4 separate regions of the Homo sapiens genome follow, and regions 2, 3 and 4 are each linked to region 1. The links are chromatin contacts, found by Hi-C or POLR2A ChIA-PET in ENCODE. All regions are on one chromosome and are shown on one strand. The core of a region is the stretch at or near the end of the contact, and the rest is flanking DNA. Distances in the headings are between cores, read along the strand shown.

Region 1 (3,185 bases), core at 330-2,829:
CACTCATGTGCTTGTCATCAGCTGTGCGGGTGGGGGTGGGGGGGCGTGGAGGGGGCGGCAGGCAATGGCCTCACTCACACATCTGGTGATGGTTGACTGTTGGTTGGGAATCCTACCTTAACCAGCAAGCTATTCGGAGCTTATTTACATGGTTTCCAAGAGCAGAAGCAAGAGTTAAATCCTAATGCACAATTGCTTTAAAAGCCTTTTTTTTTCTTTTTTTTTTTTTTTTTTTCTGGTAACACATGTACAAACGTTGCTTTGGTCAAAGCAAGTTACATGACTGAGCACAGAGTGAAAGAGACAGTGGCAGGGCAAGGGACAAAGAAGGGGAATGATTGCTGCCATTTTGCAAACAGTCTATCATGTGCAAAACAAGGCCAAGAACAAACTTTCAAGGTGATACTTCATTCTTAGATTTCCAAGATGCTAGAGCCAGAAGTCCTAGTTGAGTCCCTGTTTCTCCACGTTTCAGGCCTCAGTTTCCCCATCTAATAAATGAGGATAACATCCATTTCACAGGGTTGATCCAGGATCAACAGGGGCTAAAAATTATAAATAAATGTTGGTAATGATGCTTCCACAACTGTACAATGGGTTCACAACTTCTCAACCTACTTGCTCATCTCCACACACAGCGTTTCTGCGAGTACAGAGGGCTCACTATTGATAGTGGTCCAAGAGGGGATTTTAGGTGTCACAGGAACAGCACCTTGAATACGATTGACTTATGTGTGTGATTCACCTTCCCTCTGTCATTCTCTTTCAGTCTTTCCTCTTAGGAGAAGTCTCAGCTTAATGCCAATGCCTTCCCCTTTTGCTAATTATTTTATTTTTTGTAAAGAGGGGGTGTGTCACTTTGTGGCCGAGGCTGCTCTTGAACTCCTGTCCTCAAGGGATCCTCCTGCCTCAGCCTCCCAAGGTGCTGGGATTACAGGCATGAGCCATGGAATGCCACCAGTGCCAATTTGTCTTTGACACCTCTCTCAACCCATGCTAACCATCTCCCTCAGAGTTTTTGGCCCTATTTAGAATTGAATAATGCTTTATTTTCAATTTTTACATTTGCTTTCTATTAATGACAAATGATACGTTAAAAAATATATAAGCAAGCACTAATAGTTTAAAAAACAATGCTAAGTATATAATAAAACGTGGTTCATTCATTCTTGCGTTCAACAAATATTCGTCCAATAAATATATGTAGAGCATCTCCTATGGGCCAGGATCTTGCCAAAGGCACATCTGCGAACCAAGGAAACCCCTGCCCTCGGGGAGCTTGCATTCTAGGCGTGGGAGTCGTGATGGTGGTCGGAGAAGGACTGGATTTGGGGATTTGCTTCTTGCGGGGGACACAGGCCTGCCCGTGGGGCCCGCCTCCCGCGCGGAGAGCGCTGAGGGGTCCGGAGTGACCTGTAGGCTGAGACCCTGGCTTCCCCTTGCCTAGAGGCCGGGCAGGAGGCGCGGAGCCCGAGGTCGCGGGGCTGAGGGCGCGGGGCGGGCCCGGCGGGGCTCGGCTGCGGCCCGGGCTGTGTCTGCGGCCCCGGCGGCCGCGCCCCTCCTCCCTTTCCCTCCGGCGGAGGCTGACGTGGAGTCAACAGCGCTGGCGGCCGCGAGAGGCGGCGGCGCAGCGGCTCGGAGGCGCCGGGCCCTCTCGGGGCCGCGCGGGGCCCGGGCGGCGGCGGCGACGCGACGTCGCGAGGAGGAGGAGGCGGCGGGGGTCCAGGAGGCCGGCCAGCGCATGGAGGAGGAGGCCATGAACGGCGACCGGACTGAGAGCGACTGGCAGGGGCTGGTGAGCGAGGTGAGGCCGCGGCGCCGGCCAGGCGGGATGGGCCGGGCCGAGCGGCCGCCAGCCCCGGGCCCGCGCCCCCAGAGAGGCCGAGCTGGGAGGGACGAGAGGGGGGCGCGCACTCCAAGTGGCCGCGGCTGCCGCACCCGCGCGACCCCGCCAGGTGCGCCGCTCCTCCTGCACTTTCGGGTCTGCGCGGGCGCCACTTTCTTCCGCGCCATCTGGTGTCAGCCTTTGGGGAGGGGCCTTCCCCCCAAGGCAGGGGTTGGCCCTGGATTGGAGGCTGAAGCCCTGGGATCCGGGAGCAGAAGGTGCCAAGCCCCACCTGCCTGCCCGCTCGCCACTGTTGTGGAGCCAAACAATTGGACGCCTGGGACTGAAACGGGAAGGTGGTGCCATGGGGGAGAATCCGAGCCCTGGGGTGGAACCTGGGCCAGGTGGAATTACCTGCGGCGGTGGTTCGAGTTGGGGGAGTTCGGGGGTCCGCTGCAGCCGTTCACTCATTCACTTGCTCAATTCAATCAACACGTGTTTACTGCAGGCCTACCATGTGTAAGGTGGGGAGGGGCATTTATCGAAAAAGTGAAACACAGGTGCAGAAGTGATTCGATTTGTGGAAGCACAGAACACCGTGTCCCCCTGCCCTGCGACTCTTTTGTCATAAACATACCCTGGGGGTCCACTTTCAGGATCCTATGCTGTTTGCTCTTCAGTTCCCCCTAAGAGTTTGCCGGCCTGCCGGGAGAAGCTGCCGGCCTCTCCAGGTGAGAGGGAATGCGGATTTCTCCCTCTCACCTGGAGGCAACCAGGTAAGTTGCCCTGGTTTGCCACCATTTGTGGGGGCAATTCCTGGTGTTACTTACCCATGCCGGGGAATTTCTCCCTTCTGAGAACCAAGCTCCAGCCAAGGCCAACTTGGGGCTTCCTTTTCTTTAATCCTGTGCACACAATGCAGAGTGTATCGGTTTGCTCTTTTCCTTTCCTTGTGGGTTATGGGAAGGGAAACCCTCTACTCCCTCACTCCTTTCATCGTTTTCTGGGTCTCCAGGTCAGTCTGATAATAGTGCTTCATGCCCAGTGTGTGCAGAGCGTTGTGTTTCTGAAGAGGAATGACATGCGGTAGCTCCTGCCCTAGTTTAGTTTGCTCAGCATTGGTCTAGTAGTTGAAAGCTCTCCTAACTGTCTGGTGTTATGATCCATTGTATTGCAGCCTGGCTCCATCTTCTCAAACTGTCAGGCTTTATGTTAAGGGGCAGATCCTCTGGGGACCTTGTTTCTGGTCCCATCAAGAATCATACTTAGTAGTCAAGGAGGCTGGAGGTAGTTCTCCTTAGAAGTCCAGTGTTAGGCCCTTAAATAGCAGCAGAATCTTCACTACTCCAACAATTGCATA
Region 2 (3,185 bases), core at 221-2,720, 230 kb after region 1:
TCTCGTGACATTAAAGTATCCCCTTATTTAAGATTAAGCTGGTTTGAGTTGCTTTTCTGTTATTCGTGTCCAAATTCTGATTTCCATACAATTTTCCTCTTCTTTTTCTCCTTTGTGCTTTGTGGTTTCCTTACAGGTTGAGACGTGTTGATCAAGGAACCTGATTATGTGACCCCCTTGTGCACTGTTGAACTGTACCAGAAATGGCAGAGGGGAGAAAGGCAAGGGACCCTCTGTGCCAGGATTACATGGGATCTATAGATGCCTCAAGGTCCACCTTACGTTCACATGACAGGTTAGACCAGAATCTCTTCCAGCTGCTCAAGGTGGTGTCCATAGAAATCCATGGTCATCGACATGCCTAGACACTAGACCAGTGAGTTGCTATCCATGGTCTGTAGCAAAAACAATGTTAAGGGAGAGAACAAGAGTGGTTCCCCTTGCCTGCCTCGTGGGGAATGAAAGATCATGAAGATTGTCAGTGCTAGAGGGGACCTAAGACATCCAAGTTCATTCCCATTATTTCACAGATAAGAACCCAAGGCTTGAAGAGGGGAAATAATTGTCCAAGCTCCCACAATTAGTTAATACTATAGGAAGGTCTGTGTATCCAGCTTTCGGGTACCTCACTGAGGGCTTCTCCATGACCCAAAGTTGCTGCGATCAGGTGAGACACCTGGTCCCCGATTGCTAAGCATTCTCCACATTGTCCGTGGATATGTGTAAAGGAACCCTTTTTTATTTGGATATGGTTCAAATTTAAAAACAGTAAACTGAATCAGCCATCAGGGAAGAGGCAAGGGTGTGTGTGTGTGTGTGTGTGTGTGTGTGTGTGTGTAGTGCATGCAAAGAGGAGATGTGAGTGTTGGAGAAGGGAGCTGCTGCCACACTGGCTTTCCTGTTATGATACTACCACTGGGCTTGTTGGTCACACCAGCTGCGCTTCCCAAAGCTCATTCCTTCCCGGCCTGTACCGACAAATTGCATTGATTTGCAAAACAGACAACTCTGCAATTGCCTGAGTACATTTAATCTTTTCAAATTAAGCCAACTTCACATTCGGCATACCATATGGAATTCTTCAGGGTGTTTATAAACACAGTTACTCTTAAGCCCTGGTCCACCCTGCTTAAACTGTAGCAAAAATAGTCCAGAGAGCCAAAAACATCCAGATTGAAGGGATGATCTGCCACCAGGCCAAATCCTTTCAAAGGTGGAAAAGATGTTAGGCATCATCTGGTCTAAAGGCTGTATCCTGGAGGCCATGGGCTGAATTCGGCACACAGATGTGTTGAGTTTGGCTCACGCTGCGTTTCTGAAAAATTTTGTGTCAACATTTAAGAATTGAAAGATTTCACATAAAAATCCAGACTTCCCGCATCTTACCAAAAAAAAAAAAAACTGGAAATGTGACCACACTGAGCGCTCATTCCTACGTAATAACAGGTAAAGATGGGTAGTAGCTTCTCTCTCTGCCAGGGGGCGCCCTTTCCCGCCTGCTTTTCCGTTTTCCCCACTCCCTATCGTCTTAGGCGATCTGCATCGCTCATTTTCAATATTTGCCTGATCCTTGTAGGCATTTGGGTTTGCCATCCTTATCTAAGTCAAGGCACTTATTTTACAGAGGATGAAACTGAATCCCAGAATCCAAAATTGACTTACCTAAGGTCACATAACTGGCAAGTGACAGAGTCAGGATTTGATTCATGGGCGTAGTGGGAACAGCGGGACAGACACCAGGGTCAGGAGGCTAAGGGGGGTAATGAGAGCACAAGGCTGTTCCTAAACCCAGGAATTTCCAGAGGTTCCAGACAAGACCTTGGACTTACTTCCCGGGCCATAGAATTGGGTGTGTGGAGGATGGAGGAAGACAAACCAGTTCCCTAGATTTTGAGAGCCAGAGAGATGACAGATGACTTCAGGGTTAGAGAAGGCAAGATATTTGACCCTTGGCCTTGGGCTCGTTGCAGATGTTCATTTGCTTGTTCATGCATCAAACTTTTATTGTCTGTTGCCTTTCAAGAACTACTTTAGGCTCTGGGGAGACAAAGGATTAAATCTTGATTCTGATACTCAAGGAGATTACAACACAGCAGAGGAAAACAGACAAGTAAGCAGATGAATAAGCAGATGAATAATTTTTTTCTTTTTTTTTTTTGAGACAGGGCCTAGCTCTGTCGCCCAGGCTGGAGTACAGTGGTGAGATTTCAGCTCACTGCAGCCTCGACCTTCCTGGATCAAGCAGTCCTCCTGCCTCAGCCTCCCGAGTAGCTGGGACTGCAGGTGTGCCCCACCACCCCCAGCCAATTCTTGTATTTTTTGTAGAAACGGGGTCTCACCATGCTGCCCAGGCTGGTCTACCAAGCCTTCTCAAGCCATCTGCCCACCTCCCAAAGTGCTGGGATTACAGGCGTGAGCCACCACGCCTGGCCTGTAAGCAGATGCATTTTTAACACCCCTTCCTTCCCGCTCTCTTCTGGTCAGATCTATAGGCAGAAGGCAGTACCAGGCCGTGGTTAAGGCTGACTTAACAGACTTGGACTCAAATGCTGGTCCTGCCCCTTCCTAGCTTGGGAAAAGCCTCACCCCTCTAAGCCTCAGTTTTTACATCCATTTAAAGTCATCAAATGCCTACCTCGTGGAATTCTTATGAGGAAACATTTGAAAAGCTCCTTGCACAGAGCAAGCATTCAATAATTAGTAGTTACTCTTTTTCTAGAATGCTTTCCTCCCCTCCTGTTACTACTTTTTCTTTTCTTCTTTTCTCTCTTTCATTTTTTTCTCTCTCTGATCTTTTCCAGACATTTGTTTATATTTTGAGATTTCCAAATATTTTCTAGTATCACAGGTAACTGCACTGGGTGATGGCCACGCCTCATAAGGAAAAGTGCCGGTGCTTATTAAAATAAACCCACACGGCCTTGACTCACCAGGGGCGCATTGTTTGCATTACCTTTTTGAAGGACAGAAAATTACTAAAGAGCGAAGCATTAATTATCTGGTCCCTTATTTGCATACAGCATCTCGGTTGAGAGTCCTGCTTTGGGATTCTCACTTCTGGGCCTTGAGCATTCCAGATTCAAAGGTAAAACCAAGGACCAAGAGCCAGAAAATCTTAGATTTTAATCCCAGGACAAATGCTGTTTCCCTTGTTGGCCACAGGCAAATTACCTCCCCCTCCTCAC
Region 3 (3,185 bases), core at 416-2,915, 180 kb after region 1:
GAAATACGGTATATTGGGGGAGGGGAGAAAGCAGGAAAGGGCCAAAAGAGCTGTGTTTCTGCCTGTAGGATTTGTACCTCTGAACCTCTGAGAGCAACCCCAGGCCACTTGGCAACACTTTGGGATGCTTCTAAGAGCCCTTAGACTTAGTTGAGTTCAGGAAGAGGGGAAAATGTGAGCGAGAAGAACATAGAATAAGTAACAAGAAATATTTGTATGGAGATAATGATGAGAAACAAGCCTTCATGAGAAATTATTCCAGAATCAGAAGCTGCAGTTCCCACCCTGGCTCTGCCAGGAGCTTGATGTGTGGACTCTAGTTCAGGGCATTGCCTGGGGGCCCAAGTTCTGAACTACCTTAAGCTCTGGATGTGGGACACTGCTGTGCACACTATATTAAGAGATGCAGAAATATATTTTAGGTAGATTAAAAACATACAAAAACAATTTCAGAATTATTTTGCTGTCTGCTGCCACCATTGCTTTTTTCATTTAGAGAAGGCATGTTCCTGATATAACCCTAGATTGAGGCATCCATAGACAGGTGCATTATTTCACTCCTGGTTCCACCACTTATCATCTATGTCAGAGGTCAGCAAACATTTTCTGTAAAGAGTCAGATAGGAAATACGTTAAGTTTTGCAAGCCTATGCTTCTCAACTCTGCCTTTGCAGTGCAAAGGTGGCCACAGACAATGCAGAACTGAATGGACATGGTTGTGTTTCAATAAAACTTTATTTACACAAACAGACAGTGGGTCGGATTTGGTCCACTGGCCATAGTATGCAAACCCCTGATCTCTATGATCTCCAGCATCTCAAACCTTATCTGAAAAATAAAATGGGATATGATATCTGCCTCTGCAGAAGATAAAGAAATGTTATATGAAATTATTTTGAAAACTAGAATGAACTAAAGCACTAGCAAAGTATACATTATTAGTAATAGCAGTAATGTTACTATGCTATAGTTAGTCTCATTAATAAATCACATTTGTTAAGTACCCACTATATACTAGCTGCATTGTATTGATGATATTACTCAATCTTCACAAAGATCTTGCAAAAGAAAATGGTTACAAACATACAGATGAGGAAACTGAGGCTCAGAGGCTGTGACTCAAGGGTTACATAGGAAGTCAGAGGTAGGACTGAATTCTAATAACAGTTCCTGGATCCAAAATAGTGACCTCAAAAAAAATATATAATGTGTTAAGGATGTAAATAACAGATATATATAGATGAGTACATGGCTGCCAACAGATGGGCCGCTGTTGCATTTAGTCAGTGGGATAAGATCAGGTAACTTTCTTGTTGCTATCAAGTGACAGACACCCCATGCTTGCCATGGTATTTGGGTGCTGGACACTCTTCCCTGGTGGAAAAAGGCCTTTCCTGGCAGGGTCCCAGATTGAAATCCTAAACGAAGCAAGCTACCCGTGATGGGCTGTGTCAGTGTTGGAGGGCTGGCCATCTCTGCAAGGGATTGTCTGAGTCACAAGGCAGCCCTCCAGAACTTTCTGGGCCTGCCCAAAGCCAGGCCTGCCTCGGCCCCACAGGGAGGCGTGAGCAGCCGGCGCCACTTGAACGCCGAGTCTCCTGCTTCGAGGAGGCCAGATTTAGCAATCTGTCACACACAGCCCGCCTCATTGTGGCACTGGGCTCCAAGAGGCTGGCAGCGCGGGCAAGCAGAAAAGCATCTGTCGGCATGCCACACAGACAGGGATTAGAGAGGATGGGGGAGGATAATTATGGCATTTGCTTTCCTGTAAAGTGTATGTCAGGAGGAAAGGATTAAGCTAATTGAAGAAATCTCCAGCACTTACGTCAAAGGTGGTTGAAAAGCGATTGCTTTATCTTGCATCTCACCTGCTTCTGAGAGCCTGGCTCAAGGAGGCCTACCCACATCTCCACTTTGTCCCCAGCAACTCTTTGCAGAAATAGTTTGAGTTGGCGTTAGCCATTCTGCAAAGGAGAGAGGAGCTAAAAATAAGAGCATGTGAAGGATGCTCCCCACCTTTTTTTTTTTTAATTTCCAAAGCTCACACCAAGTTTCTCAGAGAAAGATGGAAAGCTGATTTTCCTGAGGTTTACATATTTGTGTACGTGTGACAGGTGAAATAAATGGCACCTGTATTGCACGTACTACACGGGGACAGGTGGCAGCCGCCCTCAAACTCTATCTCTTTTTCATCTCTCTGGAACATTAGCTTATGCTCCTGAGGGCCAGGCTGCATGCAAAGAGAAAGCTCGGGCTTCAGGATCATTTATCATCACTCTCCCCCGTGCAAAACCCAAACATCTCCAAACCCAAAACCAACGGAAAAAGGCAGGAATAGTCTTTTGTCTTCTGTCATCCAGATGGAACTTGGTTTTTGAGTTCCAGGTGACAGGTATTGGAGTTGCTGTGGTAATGAATTTGGAAAGGAAGTAAATAGATTTCCTCTTTCTTTTAATTCCAAATATTATACTACATTTACACAAATATGACTTGCCCAGTGGACTATCGTTTTTCAAAGAATAAGATACCACATCTGGAAAACATAGTTGGCTGCCTAATTTTTGCCATAATGCATCTTTAGACTGCTTAGAAAACGGATTGCCAGAGAAATCTTAGAAATATTTGTTCTAGTGATTAGGACCAGAAAGCTGGCTCCATTCTCTGTCGCTTTCTAGCTCTCTGACTTTGGGTGAGTTATTTCAACTCACTTTGATTTCTTCATTTGTGATAGCTCAAGAAAAGCATCTGGCATATAGTAGGGACTAAAAAATGGGCACCGTCATTGTCATTATCATCATCTTATTCATCTACCAGAAAGGCATAAGGTATTATATTAGTCAGAGGTCTCCAGAGAAACCGAACAAATAGAGTGTGTGCATATATCCTATTATACACGATAGAGATACAGACTTAAACATAGAAAGAGATTTATTTTTAAGGAATTGGCTCACACGATTATGAGGGCTGGCAAGTCTGAGATATGTAAGGCTGGCCAGCAGGCTGGAAATTCTGCCAGGAATTGATGTTGCAGTCTTCAGTGCAAAGGCAGTGTGGAGGCAGAATTCCTTCTTCTTTGGAGGATCTCAGTCTTTTTTCTTAAGGCCTTCAACTGATTGGATGAGGCCCACCCCCGCTATGAAGCATCATCTGCTTTACTCAGAGTCTACTGATTTAAATGTTAATCA
Region 4 (3,185 bases), core at 506-3,005, 150 kb after region 1:
CTGGAATGTAAACTGAAACCTGATGGGCCTTGAGAAGTGCAATATGTCAGGGAGGGCTTAAAGGAAGGTGAGGGAGATTTACAAGAAGCTGAAGGAGAGGAGACCATGGTTATGTAGTGGTGGAAAGTTTTGCAAAACTATCACCTGCAGTAATGTGGAAAATAGAAAATGTACTAAAGGAATGCGATGATCTAGCTAAGAAAATTCCCAAGCAGAGTGTTTAAGATGCCATCTGGCTTCTTCTAATTGCCTATGATAAAATGAAAGTAAAGAGAATAAACAAATAAACTTTAAAAAACCAACTATTTTATTTTCAAGGGAAATTTGAAAGAAATACAAAGGGCTCAAGAGAATATTTTCAGTCAGCAAAGGATTCTTAAAGTAAGAAAGGACCTTAGGGAAAAGATCAAACTCAGGGCTCTTTCGGGAAAATGCCACCAAAGGGTAAAAATAAAGCCAGAGGGGCAACTTTACAACACTTTTTTTATGATTTCAGAAAGATTTAAAATGGTATCTCCTAGACATGGTCTGCTAGATAAAATGTATCTAAAGATCTTAAGATCATGCTTTGTAGTAGATCACCCCTCTTAAATCATAGAGCTTCTAGGCTCTGAAAGATGTTGCAGCCTTATAGAGAATCAAAGATAGAGAAGAGGCTATCCCAAAGACCCTTTGTGGTATTTGTCCAATGAAGGGACTCTAGTAAGATTCATAAAAGCTAACAAATATTTCAAGGGAATTATATTGGCAGAAGCAATATCATCTTGGTCTGAAAGAGACAGAAGCAGCACAAAATGAAAGTGGTTCTGATCCACAACCTTCTGTGGGAAGGAAGCCAAATGAGAGAGCCACCCCGCCGCACTCACAGGCTGCTTATTATTAAAAGGGAAGGACGACTCAGAGGGAAAAACCAGGAGCCCAGATGGAGGAGCTGAGAACCTAGAGGAGGAATTCCCTAGCACAATCAGTACAAATCAGTACTGATGAACAATCCCCTAGTACAATTAGTACAAATCAGTATTAGTACAATCCACAGTACTGGATGACATGAACAAAGAACTGGTGACAGGTACCCAGTTGAATTTCAAGTTTCTCTGGACTAGTGACTGCTCTGTGCTTGCCATCCCTTCCTTTTGGAATAGGAGTGTCTATTTTATTTATTCTAACCCTTGATCTCTTTAGTCCTGAGGTCTTCAGAAACTTGAGCAGATGAATTTACACCTGGACCTGACTGAGATGATGTGATCCTGAACGTCCAGCCTGAGTCTGATGCTGTAATAGTTGAGCCTTTGGGAGATCTTGATAAGGGAGAGAGTATGTTGCATGTGGGAGGTATGCAAATAAGACTGTAGCAATTTTAAAACATGTCTGTAATTCCTCTGACATTCCTCCCATTGATGGGTGGAGTGTGTATCCCCTCCCCTTGAGTTTGGGCCAGCATTAATGTCTCACTTTTAACCAGAAGAATACAGGAGACATGACACAGCATAACTTTCAAGATCAGATTAGAAAAAGCTACGAAGCTTACACCTGGTGTTCTTGGGATTTTACCTCTGGGAGAAACAAAAACCCTGTAAAGAAATCTGATTATCCTGAGGCTGCTATGCTGGAGAGGCTGCTATGCTGGAGAGGCTGCGTGTAGGTGCTCTGGCTGACAGCCCAGCTAAGCTTTCAGCTGAAACCAACTGCCTGTCATGTGAGTGATCCATCTCGGATGACAAGCCTAGTCATGCCATTGGAGGACTACAGCCCCAACAGAGATCTGAATGCAGTCCACGACAGACTCCAAGTAAGAACTTCCCAACCTTTTTGAATTTCTGACTCATAAAACTGTGAGCAAATGGACCATCCTGGCTAACACAGTGAAACCCCATCTCCACTAAAAATACTAAAAATTAGCCGGGCATGGTGGCGGGCACCTGTAGTCCCAGCTACTCGGGAGGCTGAGTCAGGAGAATGGCATGAACCCGGGAGGCAGAGCTTGAGCACTCCAGCCTGGGCGACAGAGTGAGACTCCGTCTCCAAAGAAAAAAAAATGTGAGCAAATGAACATGACTGGTTTAAACTGCTATTTTTTATTGTTTTTGTTTTGAGACAGCATCTCATTAGGGTCTCATTCTGTTAGCCAGGCTGGAGTGTAGGGGTGCAATCACGGCTCACTGCAGCCTCGTCCTCCCCAAGCTCAGGTGGTCCTCCCACCTCTACCTCCCAAGTAGCTGGGACTGCAGTCACATGCCACCATGCCTGGCTAATTGTTGTATTTTTTTTTGTAAAGAGGGGGTTTTGCCATGTTGCCTACAGTGGTCTCAAACTCCTAGGCCTGAGTGATCTTCCCATCTTGGCTGCCCAAAGTGCTGGGATTACAGGCATGACCCACATTGCCCGGCCTAAACCGCTACGTTTTCAAGTAATTTTGATATGCCCCAATTATAACTAGATTATATTGTTACATAAATATCCTTTGAATTACATAGCTGCTTTCTGTTTTTTTCTTCTTCTTCAATATAGGTAATGAAAACAATCATCTTCCTTGTTTTCCTTCGTTTGGATTATTTCCTTAGAATAACTTTCCAAAGAAGAACAATCAAGTGACAGAGGATGAATATTTTCATAATTTCTAATTCATACTGCCAAATTACTTTCCTAAAAGATAGTACCAATTTGCCACCAGCAACTTATGATATAGAAGTTTTATTGTAACTTCACCAGATTGGGTGTTGTCATCTTAAAGCATATTTAAAAGCATCATAAATTCAAAAGCTGTTCTGGTGGACCTGGTGTGAAATTTCAGTACTCTGATCTTAGGAGGGAATTTACACTCGTTGTAGCCATAGAATCCTCTCCTGCTCAGTCTAACTCAGCCCTTTACTATCTAGTTAGTGCTTTTTTTTTTTTTTTCTCAATAAAATTCTTCTACTGTGTTCTCAGCCTCCTTCTGGAAAGTTGGCCCAGGAGAACATTTGTAGCCTGAGCTAGATCTACTCCTCTGCATTGCTTACATGTATGTCAAAAATAGCCCTGAACTATGCTGACATTCTGGTCTATGTCCAGCTTGATACCAAGTTATCATTGATTGAGAGTTAAGCATGAGTCATGCATATATTCATTTCATTCATTCTCTCAACCAACTTGCAAGATAGACTTTATCCCCCCTTTTAAGATGAAGATACTAGACATCAAAGACA

The links. A loop is a pair of places that touch in the nucleus more often than their neighbours do. ChIA-PET counts read pairs that join two places held with the same protein, here RNA polymerase II (POLR2A). Pooled maps may share reads with other maps.
Region 2: a loop to region 1 is called in a pooled map, with 2.2 times the contacts of the local background. The contact joins the enhancer-like site here to the promoter of CCDC149 in region 1. A Hi-C loop is called at or near these places in 1 of 168 maps with a recorded cell type or tissue (esophagus muscularis mucosa) and 2 of 50 pooled maps. POLR2A ChIA-PET finds 5 or more read pairs at or near these places in 1 of 52 experiments (WTC11).
Region 3: a map of ascending aorta shows a loop between it and region 1 (5-fold over the local background). The contact joins the enhancer-like site here to the promoter of CCDC149 in region 1. A Hi-C loop is called at or near these places in 4 of 168 maps with a recorded cell type or tissue (ascending aorta, endothelial cell of umbilical vein, mammary epithelial cell and 1 more) and 11 of 50 pooled maps.
Region 4: a map of PC-9 shows a loop between it and region 1 (4-fold over the local background). The contact joins the enhancer-like site here to the promoter of CCDC149 in region 1. A Hi-C loop is called at or near these places in 1 of 168 maps with a recorded cell type or tissue (PC-9) and 1 of 50 pooled maps. POLR2A ChIA-PET finds 5 or more read pairs at or near these places in 1 of 52 experiments (T-cell).

The regions. Positions count from the first base shown.
Region 1 is chr4:24,911,436-24,914,620 of GRCh38, reverse strand. It overlaps CCDC149 (coiled-coil domain containing 149), which reads left to right and starts at 1,579. Exons shown (of 13, transcript NM_001395273.1): 1 at 1,579-1,804. The coding sequence starts at 1,757.
Region 2 is chr4:24,685,851-24,689,035 of GRCh38, reverse strand. No RefSeq gene overlaps it. Among named protein-coding and RNA genes, the nearest start is that of LINC02473, 28 kb to the right of the region's middle. Within about 2 kb of position 1,470, at least 2 of the 41 ENCODE cell types and tissues checked have a DNase peak (open chromatin) inside an H3K27ac peak, as active enhancers do.
Region 3 is chr4:24,729,176-24,732,360 of GRCh38, reverse strand. No RefSeq gene overlaps it. Among named protein-coding and RNA genes, the nearest start is that of SOD3, 65 kb to the left of the region's middle. RefSeq lists an enhancer at 1,564-2,064. Within about 2 kb of position 1,665, at least 5 of the 41 ENCODE cell types and tissues checked have a DNase peak (open chromatin) inside an H3K27ac peak, as active enhancers do; they include ascending aorta and psoas muscle, where a contact is called at or near this core.
Region 4 is chr4:24,762,326-24,765,510 of GRCh38, reverse strand. LOC124900683 (a long non-coding RNA gene) reads left to right here. Exons shown (of 3, transcript XR_007058079.1): 2 at 1-1,789; 3 at 2,509-3,185. Among named protein-coding and RNA genes, the nearest start is that of SOD3, 32 kb to the left of the region's middle. Within about 2 kb of position 1,755, at least 7 of the 41 ENCODE cell types and tissues checked have a DNase peak (open chromatin) inside an H3K27ac peak, as active enhancers do; they include PC-9, where a contact is called at or near this core.